Linked DNA regions of Homo sapiens: region 2 is linked to region 1. A link is an interaction called in ENCODE POLR2A ChIA-PET data of the cell type or tissue named here. Cell type or tissue: PC-9. All regions are shown on one strand. Each heading gives the region's core, and the rest is flanking DNA. Links, peaks and the distances in the headings are about the cores only.

Region 1 (8,042 bases), core at 3,049-5,548:
CCCTGCCTCAGCACCAAGCCTCCTGGGCTGGGCCTGGGTCTGTTTGCCTCTATCCAAAAGCAGAAATTGATAATTATCTTCTGTGTGCCCAGTGCCCAGCTTGGACAACCCCTTCCCCCCAGCACATGATATAAAATTTCTCTTCTTTCTCATTTTACTTTTTTTGTTTGTTTGTTTTGAGACAGGATCTCTCTCTGTCATCCAAGCTGGAGTACAGTGGTGTGATAATGCCTCACTGAAGCCTTAACCTCCTGGCCTCAAGTGATCCTCCCACCCCAGCCTCCCATGTAGCTGGGACTACAGGTGTGCCCCACCATGCCCAGCTAATTTTTCTATTTATTTTTTTGTAGAGATGGGTTTTTGCCATCTTGCCAGGCTAGTCTCAGATTCCTGGGTTCAAGCAATCTGCCCCCCCTCAGCATCCCTAAGTCCTGAAATTACAGGCATGAGCCTCTGTGCCCTGCCAGGAAATGTTTCTTTAGTTCAGAGAGAGGTGTACCCTAAGCCCAGGGGCCAGGCTCCCCCACCCTCAGGAGAAGGAAGGTTCATCGGGAGCCACATAAACACCATGTCGTTGGCATGTGGCCAGGATACCCATGGTTACACCATGAGTGGGTGGGCCTAGGCTCTGACAGCCTCTGACCCAGGGTGGGGAAGGCACCAACCCACTGCCCCGCCTCTACCCCTGTCCGCTGTCCATATCTGAGTGTCCTGAAATGGGAGAATCTTTGAATCTAAAGGATAGAAAGGCCCTCTGTGGTCTTGTTGTCCACCTGCCCTTTTTTTTCTGTCTTTCTGGTCCATTCATTCTCCTTAATAATTATTTACCACCCCTCAAAAAATTGTCTGCATTCCTATCTTCTCCCTCCCCTATGAAAAGGATATATGAGCTTCTGTACCCCATCGGGGGCTTGGAATCGCCACTCGATAGTTCTCCCTCATGCACATTAATGAATGTGTCTGCCTTTTCTCCTATTCATCTGCCTTTGGTCAGTTGATGTTTCAGCAAATATTTAGAGGGCAAAGGGGAAGTTTTCCCTTGGCCCCTAAAGTCGCTGGCCAGGTGTTTGCCATCAGCATGGGATTACATGGAACTGGCAGGGAAAGACTTCTGTGGCTTCTTTGGCTCCTGTCGCTGCTAGTAGGTTGCAAAAGGGCCTAATGGCCCCTGGTATAAATGCAGGTGCATTTGCGTGTGTGTGTGTGTATGTGTGTGTATGTTTAGCTTGTGTTTATTTTATCCATAGATGTTTATATTAGTATATATTACTTTATATAGTTATATATATACATATATAATAGCGAAATGTATAAGTATACATAAATGGATATTTTATGTGTATGTGTGTGTGTATACATATATACATTTCTTTATTTATGTTTTATTATTATTTTTCTTGAGATGGGAGTCTTGCTCTGTCACCCAGACTGGAGTGCAGTGGCACGATCTCAGCTCACTGCAACCTCCACCTCCCAGGTTCAAGTGATTTTCCTGCCTCAGCCTCCTGAGTAGCTGGGATTATAGGCACGCACCACCACGCCTGGCTAATTTTTGTATTTTTAGTAGAGACGGGTTTCACCATGTTGGTCAGGCTGGTCTCGAACTCCTAACCTCATGATTCGCCCTCCTTGGCCTCCCAAAGTGCTGGGATCACAGGCGTGAGTCACTGCGCCTGGTCACATACGTACATTTCTTTTTCTTCTCACATATATGGGGAAATGCCACCAGATTGGCAGACGGTGCTACAAATTTATATGTATAAATATCTAGATTTTAATTTTTATTTATTTATCTATTGATGCATATAATTATATATATAACATATTTCTTATATACTTAAAAATAGAAATCTTTTATTTGTGAGTGTATATATATTTCTAGTTTTGCCTTTCCTTGTGTCTGTACCCATAAAACACTCAAGTGACAGGCAGCGCCACACCGTTTCTTGAGAGCAGGTTCCGAAACCCTGAGTCTCCACTGACCCTTGTTCCTCTGGTCTCATGTGAGGACACAGCTGTACATTGGACTCTAGATGTCAGAGCCATTTGTTCCCATGGTGTCTCCATGAGGTTGAGCCCCCACTCTAGGAGAAAACAGCTGTTTCGGGGTGAATGGGGGCAGCAAAACCCAGATGGACCTGGTAGTCTCAGGCGGTCTCACATTCAAGTCCTATCTGATTGCAACTTCTCCGAGCTTCTAAGAAGAGAAGGGGCTCTTCTCGGCTTGTGCAGCCATACACTTGTCAGCCTAGGCTGTGATCTAAAGGCTGGCTCAAAAAATCACTTTGCTCCTCCCTTCTGAAGAATCCAAACTGACCTGTTCAGGCCCTGATTATAATGCCCTCAGCAATGGGAACTCACCTTAACCTGGGACCTGAGACCAGCCTTCTTCCCGAGACCTGAGACCTGAGACCAGTCACTTCCCCAAGGGTCTCCTCCCTATCTCCAAGGCCACAGAGCCTTATCTTCCCCCCACAGCCCAAAACAGTCCAGGAGAGCCAGGGGAAGGGGTGGGGATGAGGCCCCTGCCATCCCTGAGAGATGAACAAGTGAGCAGTAGCTCCTTTCTCCATGGCCACAGTTAAAGTGTCATCACTTGCAATCACTAAACCATCAGTGGGGCCACTGAAAGGCAAGAGACACTGAAAGGCAAAAGACAGGCCATTCTGCCAAGCAGGAAGCTGAAGACTGTTTCAAGGCAGTATGCCATGGTGGTTAAGAGCACCTCTGCTAGATACTAGCTGCGTGACCCTTAATCCTTCTGAAGTGGATTTTCTTGCTGGTAAAATGGGATAATGACGCCTGCCTGGTAGGTTAGTGTGTGGATTAAATGACTGTGTGTAAAGAAAGGGTCAGCCCAATGCATACTAGGGAGGTGTTCAGGGAATCCATGCTTTCCCATGGCAGTGTCGGACGCTGTTGCCACACAGCCACACACACCACATGGGCTCCCCAGGTCCCCTTCTAGGCAGCCCATGTTCCCTGCCCAGGCTGGGTTCATCCAGGCTGATGGCCAAATGCAGCCTCCGCCAGGAGGGGAGCGGCCCACTCCACCCTGGGGATTGCCCGATCACATTGGCTGTGCCCATCTTGTGGGCTCCCCACCCTTCAGGTCTTTTCCACCTGAGAGTGGGCTAGGGCTCTCCTTCCTGCCCTAGAATCACTTATTTGTCTGACTCTTCAAGCAAGACGTCATGCGTTTACCGAAATTTCTCAACCACCTCCTGGGAACAAGGCCCTGGCAGGGAGATCCAGGGGCCCAGAAGAAACACAGAGTAGGGAAGGGGGTGGGGCCCACAGTTCAATTAGTTCTCAAGTACTAAACAAAGGATTTTGTTTTTCTGACGCTAGAAATAACACCTCTTCATTGCAGAGTACTTGAAAAATACAGAAAAATATAAAACAGAAAATAAAAAATCCTGACAGTCCTGATTCACACAGGTAACTGACATTAAGATTTTGTTGTGTTTGATACTAAGGTTTTCTAGGCATTTTAACCTGGTCATAATGTATAATACAATTGTGTATCCTGCCTTTTTTTCATTCACCATAAAGGCACAAAACCTTTTCCTGGGTTTTTACAAGCCAGCCAGTTAAATTATACCCTGTTGATTTAAGCTAATCTTTCTGACAAAAATCCTTACCTTTCATTGGGATTTAGCTGTTTCTTCCTAGGATAGCACAGTGCTGGGTGCCAGCCTGGAGGAAAAGGAGGAGAGAGGAGAAAAGAGGAGATAAAACCAACACCAAGGAGATTCATGCTTTCTGCCCCTTTCTTCCCCTCATGCTAAATATGTTTCTCAGTATGGGAATGCCAGGGCAGCCACCTGACTCCCAGGATCATCTGGACTCACCTGAGGTTCTGAATCTTTCCCCTGCTCGCTTTGCACACCCAACCCTAAAGTGAAGAGATCTCACTCCCTGCTAGGAAAAATGCCTTCCTCTGTGGGGGATAGCCCTGCAGACCCTAGGCAGCAAAGATTCTGCTCCAGCCACCCTGCTCCCACTCAGTCCTCTGCCTACTTGTCACATGGCCTGGTTTTCAGGCCTCTATAGCCTGGTCACCCTCTCTTGACTCAGCACATACCCCAAAGTGTCAGAAAGGTCCTAGAGCTCCAGCTGGGTCTGGCTGAGTGTGGAGCAGGGTAGGGCAGTCCCTTCTCTGTTCTGGTTGCTATGCCTCTGTTAATGCAGCCTGCATTTGCATTTGTTTGTTTGGCAGCCTCTGCCTTAGCTCATGTAGGGCTTGTGGTCAGCTCAGACTCTGAGCTCCTTTTTGTATCATTGTTGGTAAACCAGTTCTCCCATAGCCTGTGTTTGGGCAATCTTTTGAAGAAATCACACGCAAGCCTTGATATATTTCCCATTTTAAATATTTGCGTTGATTTTTAGCACCCTTCCTGACTTTTTGTCATGGGTGAACCTGATACATGTGCGCCGTGTCTTTATCCAACCTGTTGATGAAATAATTACCTCAACCTGGCCCAAGACAGAAACTCCCTTCTCACAGGCCCTGGCCCATAACCAGAGCCATAAGTTTGATCAGCTTCCTAAAAGCCTGTGAGGAAATACCACCTTCTTTAAAAATCCAATCATGCATTAATATTCACCCAAAATAATTGAAATCAGATACCTATACATGAATTGTTCATAGTAGCACTATTCACAATAGCCAAAAGGTAGAAATAACCTAAATGTCCATCAACAGATAAATGGATAAACAATGTGGCATTCATACAATGAAATATTACTCAACCGTAAGAGCAGTAAAGTTCTGATACTGCTACAAAATGGACAAACCTCAAAAAAATATTGTGCTGAGTGAAAGAAGCCAGATACAAAAGTCACATATTATATGATTCCATCTATGTGAAATATTCAGAATAAATAAATCCATAGAGGCAAAAAGCAGATTGGCGGTCGCCAGGGGCTGAGGGGTAGGGGAAACAGAGTGACTGCTTAAGCAGGTTTTCTTTTGGGGTGATGAAAATGTTTTAGATGGGCATAGTGGCTCACAGCTGTAATCCCAGCACTTTGTGAGGCTGAGGCTGGCAGATTGCTTGAGCCCAGGAGTTCAAGACCAGCCTGGGCAACGTGGTGAAAAATAATACAAAAAAATACAAAAACTAGCTGGGCATGGTGGCACATGCCTGTAGTCCCAGCTAGTCAGGAGGCTGAGGTGGGAGGATCACCTGAACCTGGGAGGTGGAGGTTGCAGTGAGCTGAGACCACACCACTGCACTCCAGCTTGGGTAACAGAGACAGACCCTGTCTCAGAAAAAAAAAAAAAAAAAAAAAAATATATATATATATATATATGAACTAGATAGAGGTGGTGGTTGCACAATACTGTGAATGTACTAAATGCCACTGAGACATACACTTTAAAATGGTTAATTGTATATTATGTGAATTTCACCTCAATAAAAAATGATTTGCAAAAGAAAATAAATTCAGTTATACATTCAACCGACAACCTTGTGCTGGGTATTGAGAACATGGAAATGAATCAGACCTGGTTCCTGCCAGTGCTGGTAGAGCCCATAGCCTTAGATGCTGAGATGGGGCAGTTGAACCCAGAACTTGAACATTGCCCTCTGAAATTTACCTATCGGGTGGGTTCTCTCATGGGTTCCCACCATACAGACTGCCAGGGGGTACTGCCCCTTCCATCTCAGTGATTGGAATGCATCCTTTGAGTAACTTCGCCATGGAGAAGTCTGACAATCACTCCCTCTGTCATGTGATCAAGCCTGTTATCAATGGTGATGAGTCATGCTGATGGAATGTTCCCTTGATATAATGCAATGAGAGTGGCACTTCACCTCTGTGACCTTCCTCGCAAGAACTCAACCAAGTCTAATCATGAGAAAACCAACAGCAAAGCCCAAATTAACAGTCTGCACAATACCTGATGATGAATACTCAAAACTCTCAAGATCATCAAAAACCAGGAGAGTCTGAGCAACTCTCTCAGACCAGGAAGAAAGGATGGAGGCATGATGTTTAAGTGTAACGTGGCACCTTGGATGGAATCCTGGGACAGAAAAAGGACATTAGGTAAAAACGAAGGAAATGTAAATAAAGTATGGATTTTAGTTAATAATAATTTACTAATACTGGTTCATTTGCCGTGGCCAATATAAGACGTTAGCAGTAGAGGAAAGTGGGTGAGGATATACGAGAATCCTCTGTACCATCTTTGCAACTTTTCTGTGCATCAAAAACTATTCTTTTAAGAAGTTTGTCTACTTGTTCTAAAATTTTATTTTAAATTATTATCCTTAAAAATTGCTTCCTTAAAATGGCTGTAACAGGCTGTTCAGATAGAGGTGACAATGGGGACATGAATGGGGTGGAGTGTGACCTACTAAACAGTTTGTTGTGTAAGGTATCATTTGTTCTCCAGGTGCTAACTGACTCCAGAGTGAAACATAGGGCCTTGCCTGATCTCCACCCTCCCCTTCTAGTTCCTGACCTGCCTCTTTTTGATAGGCCCCTGACTTGGGGACATCCTTATAGACACCAATATCTTCAATATCTTCAAAAGTGCAGACTATGAGAGTCAGGGTCTGGCCGGGCACGGTGGCTCGTGCCTGTAATCCCAGCACTTTGGGAGGCCGAGATAGTGGATCACCTGAATTCAGGAGTTCGACACCAGCCTGGCCAACATGATGAAACCGCATCTCTACTAAAAATACAAAAATTAGCCGCATGTGGTGGTGTGTGCCTATAATCCCAGCTACCCAGGAGGCTGAGGCAGGAGAATCACTGGAACTTGGGAGGCAGAGGTTGCATTGAGCCAAGAATTGCCACTGCACTCCAGCCTGGGTGACAGAGTGAGACTCTGTCTCAAAAAAAAAAAAAGAGTCCGGGTCTCTCTTCTGTAGCCATAAGATCCTACAGCAGTTCTGCTTCCCAGGCCCTGGATCACACATCTTCCCCAGGGCACTTACACCAGGAAGAACTTTAGATGAGCCATTTCACTGCCTTCCCACAGGGGTGCGGCCTCATGGCCCCATGGTTATGTTCTAAGTCAACAGTAGAATGACATCTTAATCCAGCATAATATCCACTGATGCTCCCGCCCACTAGCCAGGGGCCATTTCCTCCTCTGCTGAGTAGAGAAGGTTGGTACATAAGGGCATCACAGACACCATCAATTTGCTCAGAAGGGCATCACCATGGCTTCGACTGGCAGGATAGTGGTTAAGAGGAATGATTTGGAATAGACAACCCTACATTCAAATCCTGATTCTATCACTTATTCGTTTATTTAAACCCTATGACCCTCAGTTTCCACAACTGTAAAATACAGGTAATAAGGTTCTGGACTATTGAAGGTATTGGTAATCCGGAATGTCACTGGCAGAGGGTCTAAAAGTCTCTCCTCTGTGGTTTCCATCGTTTACCTTTTGAAAGTTGAATCTCCAGGCCAGTGCAGTGTCTCACGCCTGCAATCCCAACACTTTGGGAGGCCGAGGTAGGCAGATCACTTGAGATCAGGAGTTCGAGACCAGCCTGGCCAACATCGTGAAACCCTGTCTCTACTAAAAATACAAAAATTAGCTGGGCGTGGTGGTGCACACCTGTAATCCCAGCTACTTGGGAGGCTGAGGCAGGAGAATTGCTTGAACCCGGGAGGTGGAGGTTGCAGTGAGCCGAGATTGTGCCACTGCATTGCAGCCTGGGCAACAGAGTGAGACTCTGCCTCAAAAAAAAAAAAAAAAGAAAGAAAGTTGAATTTCCAGTCTCCTGGTGTTTGTGTTCTCTCTGAGTCCTCGAAACTCTCCGACAGTGGTTCTGTGAGCACAGTAGTGGGCTCCGCTGTGGCTAGGGGTGCAATTCAGCTCAAAACTCCTCTGGAGCAGCTGGGGGAAGGCCAGGAGGGTCTGATACTTGCCCATCCTGACATTTTCACCCCTAACCCTCTGTCAGTGACATTCCCTGTCATGTCATTTACCTGAAGGTTTGTGAACCTCTGGCAAGTTGCGGGGAGAAAGTAAGCAGGAGAAAGAAGCAGGGGTTCACTGGCTCACCAG
Region 2 (8,042 bases), core at 3,648-6,147, 870 kb before region 1:
TTGAGCACATCAAATGCCATGTGCTCTGTTTTATCTGGGCAGGCCTAGAGTCCCTTCAAAGGGACTACAGAAAATGTCCTTGAAGTGAACCAAGTTCACTTAAACTAAAGTTTATAAAGACAGGCTTTTAGCTTCATTCTGCTGAAGAAAGTAGGTTTAGGACACTGAATATAGATCTAAGTATAGGAACTCAAGCACAAATACTTCTTTTTATTGAGTGCTACCAAAGGTAGTATTTAGCTTTTCAGATCATCCGTTTCTCTCATACTTCTCCATATCCCTCTTGTCTGAGCTTTTTATCCTCTTGTGCAAGGGTCTTATACAAGGCATGTCATTTGATGTGTTTGTTGAATGCGTCAAGCCATCCATCCAACCTTACTTCCATGTTTTATTCATTTTCCTGAGGATAAGGATTTAACTGTGTTGCTTTTGGGTGTCTTCCCACCTGTAATGACCTGCCCTTATTTTCCTTTGATAATCATAATAATTTACACATTGCTTTGAGAAGAAAACTGGTTATCTAAAACAGGAAAGGTTTCATATTATTGCCATCTATGAATCAGTTAACTCCATTTTCCTGAATTGAAGTGAATCTAATGAAGCAAACTTTGAGATTCAGAAGGAACTATTAGTTCCTTCTGTTTTATAAATCTCATTTTAATATTCAGCAAGTTAGTAAAATTCAAGTCTCTGGGCTTAAATCTGCCACTTACTGCCAGAGTGATGTTGGCAGTTTATTTAACTCCTCTGAGATTCTGGCTTATGAAAAACACTCAACAAATATTAACTCCGTTGTATTTATTTCTGGTCTCCTGCTAACCTCCTACTTCCCCCCACCCCCCCCCAAAATATCGCCCGAACCCTAGTGAAACATAGCTAAATTGAGTGTCAAGACAGCCTCCTGATAGGGAGAAGGTCGAAAAACAGGAGCCCATGAGACACGAGGAAGAGAAAATAGACCACTCTTGATTTCATCAAATCTTAGACTTCTCTAAGTCTTGTTGCCTCTCAGCGCATGAATCCCTTCCACAACAGCTCTGCCTGGTAGTCATTTGGCTTTGGCTTTAAATCAGAGATCTTACTATTTTCATTACTTTTGTTTGTTTGTTTTATTTTGTTTTGTTTTTTGAGACAGAGTCTTGCTCTGTCACCCAGGCTGGAGTGCAGTGGCGCAGTCATGGCTCACTGCATCCTCAACCTCCTGGGCTCAGGTGATCCTCCCACCTTAGCCTCCTGAGTAGCTGGGACTGCAGACACACACCACCATGCTCAGCTAATTTTTGTGTTTTTTGTAGAGATAGGGTTTTACCATGTTGCCCAAACTCTTGAACTCCTGGACTCAAGCAATTTGCCCACTTCAGTCTCCCAACGTGCTGGGATTACAGGTGTGAGCCACCACACTCAGCCTACTTTTCATTATTGAAGATAGTTAGGGCAGGGTAAAAGTTTTCATGTTTTCTACCAGCTTCATAGTTTCTTTTGCAAATTGCTGTATTGGGGTTTGTAGACCTTTCAAAGGAGAAAGGACCACAGCACCCTCAGTGAGTATTTCCTCCAAGCTTGGTCTTGGTTCCTGCTTGACTAGCCTTATTCTTCTCCATCTTCTTTTAGGTGTGTATCCTCTGTTTGGACGAAATGCTTCCAACCTCTCAGGAGCTGCCTTGCGAGTTCATGTGGTTCTTTCCTCTCTTTCCTCACACCTTGAGCCCACTCATGAGCTGGACTCCATGGACTGCAGCAGCCACAGTGAGTCTGAGCAGCTCCCCAGAAGGAATGATGAGGTCCAGCTCTCTCCACCAGAAGTCATCTCCTGCCACCAGAAGTCTCCTGCCTCCACCCAGGTCCCCTGCAGCAGCACCACAGCTGAAGTCCGCCTGACGCAGGAGGGCCCTGCTGATTTGGATGGAACGTTTGCAGTCAGCATCCTAGTAGAAAGAGCAATGCACTTGAGCTTGAAAGGTATGCTCTCCTCACCTACCCAGGAGCATGTCTAACTCTTCAGGGTGTGCTCCTTTCTTCACAAATCTTTCAAATCATGGCAGGATCTGTTAATTATCTCAACTGATAAATATTTATTTCTCAAGCCTAAAGGTTTAAGCAACATGAAAGCTTTTCTGAACTTGTTGCATATCGTAAATTCCCCAGTCCAGCCACCTGAGTCTCAACCTAGATAGATACTTCTCTTTTCCTTATCCACTGTCAAATCATCGGATCCCTAACTTGTTCTTTATTAAATTTCTCAGATTTCTTCCTTCTGCATTCCTGCCAACTCAGGCCTTCCTAATGCACCTAGGGCCAGGTGTTTTTAACATTGGGTCCTTAAACATCCAAGGGATCCGTGAAAAGTTCAAACTCCGGGTTAGTGGCCTTGGATAGGAAAATAATTACATCTTTATTTTTAGCAACCTCTAGCTAAAATTTAACATATTTCCTCTCATTATGAATATAGGCAGTAGATCCTAGTAATAGTACCTGTGATATTGTCAACAATAGAAATCACAGGTATTTCCATATCACATCATTATTGCAGATATCTTAGAATATCACTTATAACTATGATTTCTTTGAAATTACAATAGTTAGGGGGGTTTTTTTGTTTGTTTTGATTTTTTTTTTTTTTTTTTTGAAACAAAGTCTTGCTCTGTCGCCCAGGCTGCAGTGCAGTGGCACGATTTCGGCTCACTGCAACCTCCACCTCCCAGCTTCAAGCAATTCTCCTGCCTCAGCCTCCTGAGTAGCTGGGATTACAGGCTTGTGCCACCACTCCTGGCTAATTTTTGTATTTTTAGTAGAGATGTGTTTTCACCATGTTGGACAGGCTGATCTCGAACTCCTGACCGCAAGTGATCCACCCACCTCAGCCTCTCAAAGTGCTGGGAGTACAGACGTGAGCCACTGTGCCAGACCTACAGTAGTTATTACCTATAGTTAGACCTTGTTACTAAAGCACATATATTACTATATCACAAAGTTCTTTTAGTTTTGATAACTCTATGTAAATATAATTGGATTTCTCTGTAATCCTATGTGTTTTACATTATGCATTTTAAAGAAACACTGTTAAAAGAAGAGGCCCATAGACCTTGCCAGATTGCCAGAGTCCATGGCACAAAGAATTCCTGCCCTACCTTTATTCAGCATTGTAATCTCCTAAAATTTCCCCTTTGCCGTCACCCTTCTCTTTTGCCTGGCTACTTCCAGCTCCTCTCTTCAGACCCAGCTCAGGCATCACCATTTCCTGGAGGGCTTTCCCAATATAAAGGCCCCCTTCTATTTGCTCCCCTGGCACTTTGCCCCTGTATCATATCATATGTCACACAGTACTGCAGTTGTTTCCATGGTTTTCTTTTCAACTAGATATGAACTGTTCAAAAGCAAAGACCTCATCTCATTTGTTCATTCATCATGCATTCATTTATTTTACAACAAAACTTACTGTATTTGCTACATGCTAAGCCCTGTCCTTGGTGCCAGGGATAAAACAGTAAAAAAAAAGGACAGACAAAAATTGTGCCCTGTGGAGATTACATTCTAGTAGGAATATATTTATCCCTGTGTCCCTAGCCAATAAATTGTATGTGTACATATGTGTGACTTTGAGCAAGGTATTCTTTCTCTCTGTCTTGAATTTCTCATCTGTAAATGGCTGTGATTAACAATGTTCAGATGTGTGGTGTCTATGAGAGCCAGTCAACCATGGCCTTATGAATCCAGAAAGTTTCAATATACATCATTTGATTCAGATTTGACCTCTCTGTTTGGCTCCTGTCATCTCTGTTTTGGTGTCTCTCAAACTGTGTCATGTGTCCTTACTACTTTAGAACAGAAACAAAACCTGTGCTCATAGTAACTATTATTTATCTCTCATTCCTACTCCTCCCCGTTTATACTACCAACAGCCATTACTCCTGGGATTATAAGCTTCCATAATGATCCTTGATGTTCTCATCCATTTCAGCCATTGTGTATCAGAAACCTTGAAACATTCTATATCAGGACAAAGTCTTCTTCAAGTGCAGTGTGAATCACAAAATTGAACAATTTTTACTTGTTTTTAAAGAAAAAAAAATTTTCTGCCCCACCAAAGCAGCCATTTTTGACAAATTTTTTTTAAAGACCAAAAAAATCAATAGATGAATGAGTTTAAGGAAAGTATTAAAAAGCTTCTTTTATTTTTGGAAAGTTTTTTTTTGTAGTTGCATTGAAAATAAAATTTAATATACAAAAGATATGGTATATGTTACATTTTAGGAGAATTCCCATATTGTTAAAAAAAAGCAAAATATACTTACAAATTTTCAATGAGACAGTGAATTACAGTTTTATAATATCACTTGGCAAAATTTTATAATAATTTATTGAGCATCATCTGCTGTGTGCTGAGTTCTATTCTAGTCTTTGTACATTAATTATGGGTTAGGTATCCCAAATCCAAAAGCACCAACTTGGTGCTCAAAGGAAATGCTCATAGGAATATATCAGGTTTCAGATTTTCAGATTTGGCATACTGAATAAGTATAATGCAGATATTACAAAATCTGAAATACCTCTTGCCCCAAGCATTTCAGATCAGGGTTATTCCCTGTATCCCCTTTAATCCTTGCCACGAGCAGGATTATAGTTTGAAGAGATTACAATACATAATCATTTCACAAATGAGGAGACCGAAGTTCAAAAAGGTAAAATGACCTGAAGTTACATAGTTAATGCGCTCTGCAGAACCAGATGGGCAGGTCTATACTCAAAGAGACAATGGGCAGATCTCTATACTATAGGTCTACACTCTATGCTCAGCACAGTGCCTGACTGACACATAAATGTCTGTGGGAGGAAGGACTGCATGGGCTTATCACTGCAGGGTGGAAATCAGGATACAACAGTGACGTCTGGAAAGTCAGATGTCTACCCTATGCTTGCCTTGACCTGGCTAAACAGAAAGAGGCTAAATAACAAGTGATTTACAGGTCTGCAACTCTTGCCAGAAATGTGAGAGGCGTTATGTCTCATATTCATAAAACAGGAGGACATTATGTTTGCTTTGCTGCATCATGAAGATCACAGTGCTGGGATAAACAAACAACACACAGTCCCTGTCCCCAAGGAACAGCCTAATGGAGAGACATGTTAACATTTTTAGTACAGAGGAATAAACGATATGAAAGAGGAAAGCTGTGGGGAGGTGGATGTGGTAGTATAGGAAAACTTTGAGAACACAGAGGGCATTTTTTTGCTAATGGGGTGGTCAGGGCAGGCTTCCAAGTATTGGTGTCACTTTAGCCTACTCTTGAAGGAGGAGGAGCAAGTTTGCTGAATGAAAGAGGAAAAAGGCATTCTAATGAGAAGAAACAGCATGCTCAAAAGCTTGGTAGTATGAGAGAATGGGACATTGGCCAAAAAAAGGTCATTAAATGTGAGTAAAAAGTAGTGAGAAATGGGGCTGGAAAGACTAATTAGGCTACATAGGCAGCATTTTGTATGCTACATGACTGACACTGCAGGTGAGATGAAACCAACAAAATCTTAATCTGTGGAGAGGCAAGGTCATATTTGTTGACCAGACATGAAATCTTGGTGGCAGTATGAAAAAGATACTGGAGAATACCGAAAGCAGCAATCACTGAGAGGGCCGTCACATTAGTTCAAGTTCTGAAGCCTAAACAAGCAAGGTGGCAGCAAGAATGGAGAACAGGCGACAGAAACTTTCTGGTAGGAGACCATGATTCTACACTCTGTACTTCTGACTTTCCTCTTGCCTTAATAGTGTTCTCAGAGTGTCTGTCCTTTTTATGCCTTGGAAGCTCTTTCTTAAGGAAGGAAATGAGTGGTTCCTTCATGCAAACCTTTATGCAGAGGATTCACAAACAGCCCCAAATTAGGAGCTTTGCCTTCAGCAAAGCTGAGTTCTGAAGCAGCTCTGAAATGGTCTGTGGTCACCACTGTAGTCCTGGTTCTGAAAATAAAAGAACTTCTTGGATACTTATGTTAGAAAAAGCTCTGAGGAACCTTCGGTTAAGATCAGCTTCAATACTCTTAAGGTTTGTATACTTATATTAGACAAAACAGGTATTTCTAGCCCTGTTTTACAAATGAGACAAATAAGGAACAGAGAGGTAAAATGATTTGAAGTAGCATAAGTTATACTCAGTAAAAAGTAAAATCAGCTTCAATATTATCAACTTTTAGAGGCATTCTTTAGCCCATCAAGGCAGAGTTCAGGACACCTCTGGGTTCCCATGTGCTTTTAGCATAGTCTTTATCTTATTGGGTTGTAATTATCTGTCTGTGTTTGTCTCCCGCAGATCAAGAATCAAATCTGACTCACCTTGTACAGGTGTGACACAGAGGAGGTGTCAGCTAATGTTAGCTTAATACACCTGCTGGGCTAAGTTTTTATTAACATAAAAAATTGGACATTGCTTAAGGGGGAAGTTTCCATCCATTCACTCCAGGCCAAAGGGAGAGCACTTCTCTTAACCAGATGGAGATAATTAGAATGATTGCAATGGAAAAAAATCTAAAGTACGAGTCAGGAAACCGTGGTTCTTCTCAATGCTAGTTAACCAGGTATGTGATGAGCAAGCCACTTCTCTGTTCCTTGGTTGCCTTATTTTTATAATAGGGATAGAGATGCCTATCTTATGCGATTTTCAGAGACGTTATCAGCACAACTTTAGTGTGTAAGAAAACAGTGTGCAAGCTGTAACGCATTATCTAAATATGAGAAGTTGTTATTTTAATCTCACTGAAACAATTACACCTTTCTTGATGCATAAAATTCTTAAATGGCATAACTGGTTCACCTCAGGTCTTCTTAATGTGTGTCCCAACCCTGTGGGGGGTATAGCAGCCTTCTTTTGGGCTGCTTCCAAAAGTATTTCAGAACTTGACCTTTTTCAGAATGTAAACAGGCCCAGATGAATTTCCACCTACAAGAGGAGAGCCAGAGAAACCTGATAGACCTGCTCTCCCAAGCTGATTTCTTTTTCACCCACCTGTTTGGCTAAAAGGAATGTGTCTGTTCAAGACTAAATAAGGAACTATCTTCTTCCAAAGTCAAAATAGTTTTGTTTCAAGGCCTTTAGCAAATAGCAGCTTTAAAAATAAACTGGAGGATGGCCGGACGCAGTGGCTTATGCCTGTAATCCCAGCACTTTGGGAGGCTGAGGCAGACAGATCACTTGAGGTCAGGAGTTCAAAACCAGCCTGGCCAACATGGTGAAACCCTTTCTCTACTAAAAATACAAAAATTAGCTGAGCGCAAGCCTGCAATTCCAGCTACTCAGGAGGCTGAGGCAGGAGAATCACTTGAACCCAGGAGGTGGAGGTTGCAGTGAGCCGAGATCGTGCCTCTGCACTCCAGCCTGGGCGACAGAGTGAGTGAGACTCCGTCTCAAAAAATAAATAAATAAATAAATAAACCAGAGGGATGGGGGTAGTGCCATGAGAGATGTGAGCAAGGTTGATATATATCTAGAATTAGAATTTTACTGTGGAAGGTGGTTTGAGAGCACTTATTTCTGATGAGAAAACCGAGGCCCAGTTAGCCAGAATGAAGTGGTGTATCCAATATGTCACACTAAAGCAATGGCAGACTACATTGGAACCTAGGTGTCCTGCCTCTGGGAACAGTGATTGGTCCTCTCTGCTGATCTTCCTCAGAGCTTTCTTGAGAAGATGTTGCTATCTTCTGTGGGTATGTACTGCAAGCAGACAAGGCAACTCCTCTCTCTAACCCTGGGCAACTATCTGTAGACAAAGGGCAGTGGGAAGTCAGCAAACATTTAATAAGGGCCTTGGGAATACTCTGTGCATTCAAAGAGCTCTCAGTCTAGTGAGGGAAACACAGATTATTATACAATATGTGAGAGCTGCTGTGGTAGAGCCAGGTTATCTCTTCCTAATTGTGAGGATTTATGACATTTTATTGGAAGAAATTAGTTGAAGCTTAAGACCGAAAAAGGAAAATGGGAGAAAGAATGAGAGATGAAAGCTATATCAGGCAGAGGAAATGGAACCCACTCCAGCCATTTTAAGCAGAGAGG

What was found. Peaks named below come from ENCODE experiments on the same cell type or tissue, not always from the same donor. Only the 100,000 strongest peaks of a DNase experiment are listed, where the experiment ranks them.
Region 2: POLR2A ChIA-PET joins it to region 1 with 6 read pairs; 1 of 35 experiments calls an interaction of 5 or more read pairs at or near these places.

Annotation. Positions count from the first base shown.
Region 1 is chr11:73,196,553-73,204,594 of GRCh38, reverse strand. No RefSeq gene overlaps it. Among named protein-coding and RNA genes, the nearest start is that of IUR1, 18 kb to the right of the region's middle. RefSeq lists an enhancer at 5,637-5,931. In PC-9, for the core only: no CTCF peak of the experiment used is centred there; DNase peaks (open chromatin) are centred at 3,204 and 4,194; H3K4me3 peaks cover 964 bases; H3K27ac peaks cover 2,500 bases.
Region 2 is chr11:74,068,170-74,076,211 of GRCh38, reverse strand. It overlaps C2CD3 (C2 domain containing 3 centriole elongation regulator), which reads left to right. Exons shown (of 33, transcript NM_001286577.2): 24 at 1,612-1,959. Among named protein-coding and RNA genes, the nearest start is that of UCP3, 63 kb to the right of the region's middle. RefSeq lists an enhancer at 3,572-3,641. In PC-9, for the core only: no CTCF peak of the experiment used is centred there; a DNase peak (open chromatin) is centred at 5,011; H3K4me3 peaks cover 785 bases; H3K27ac peaks cover 2,403 bases.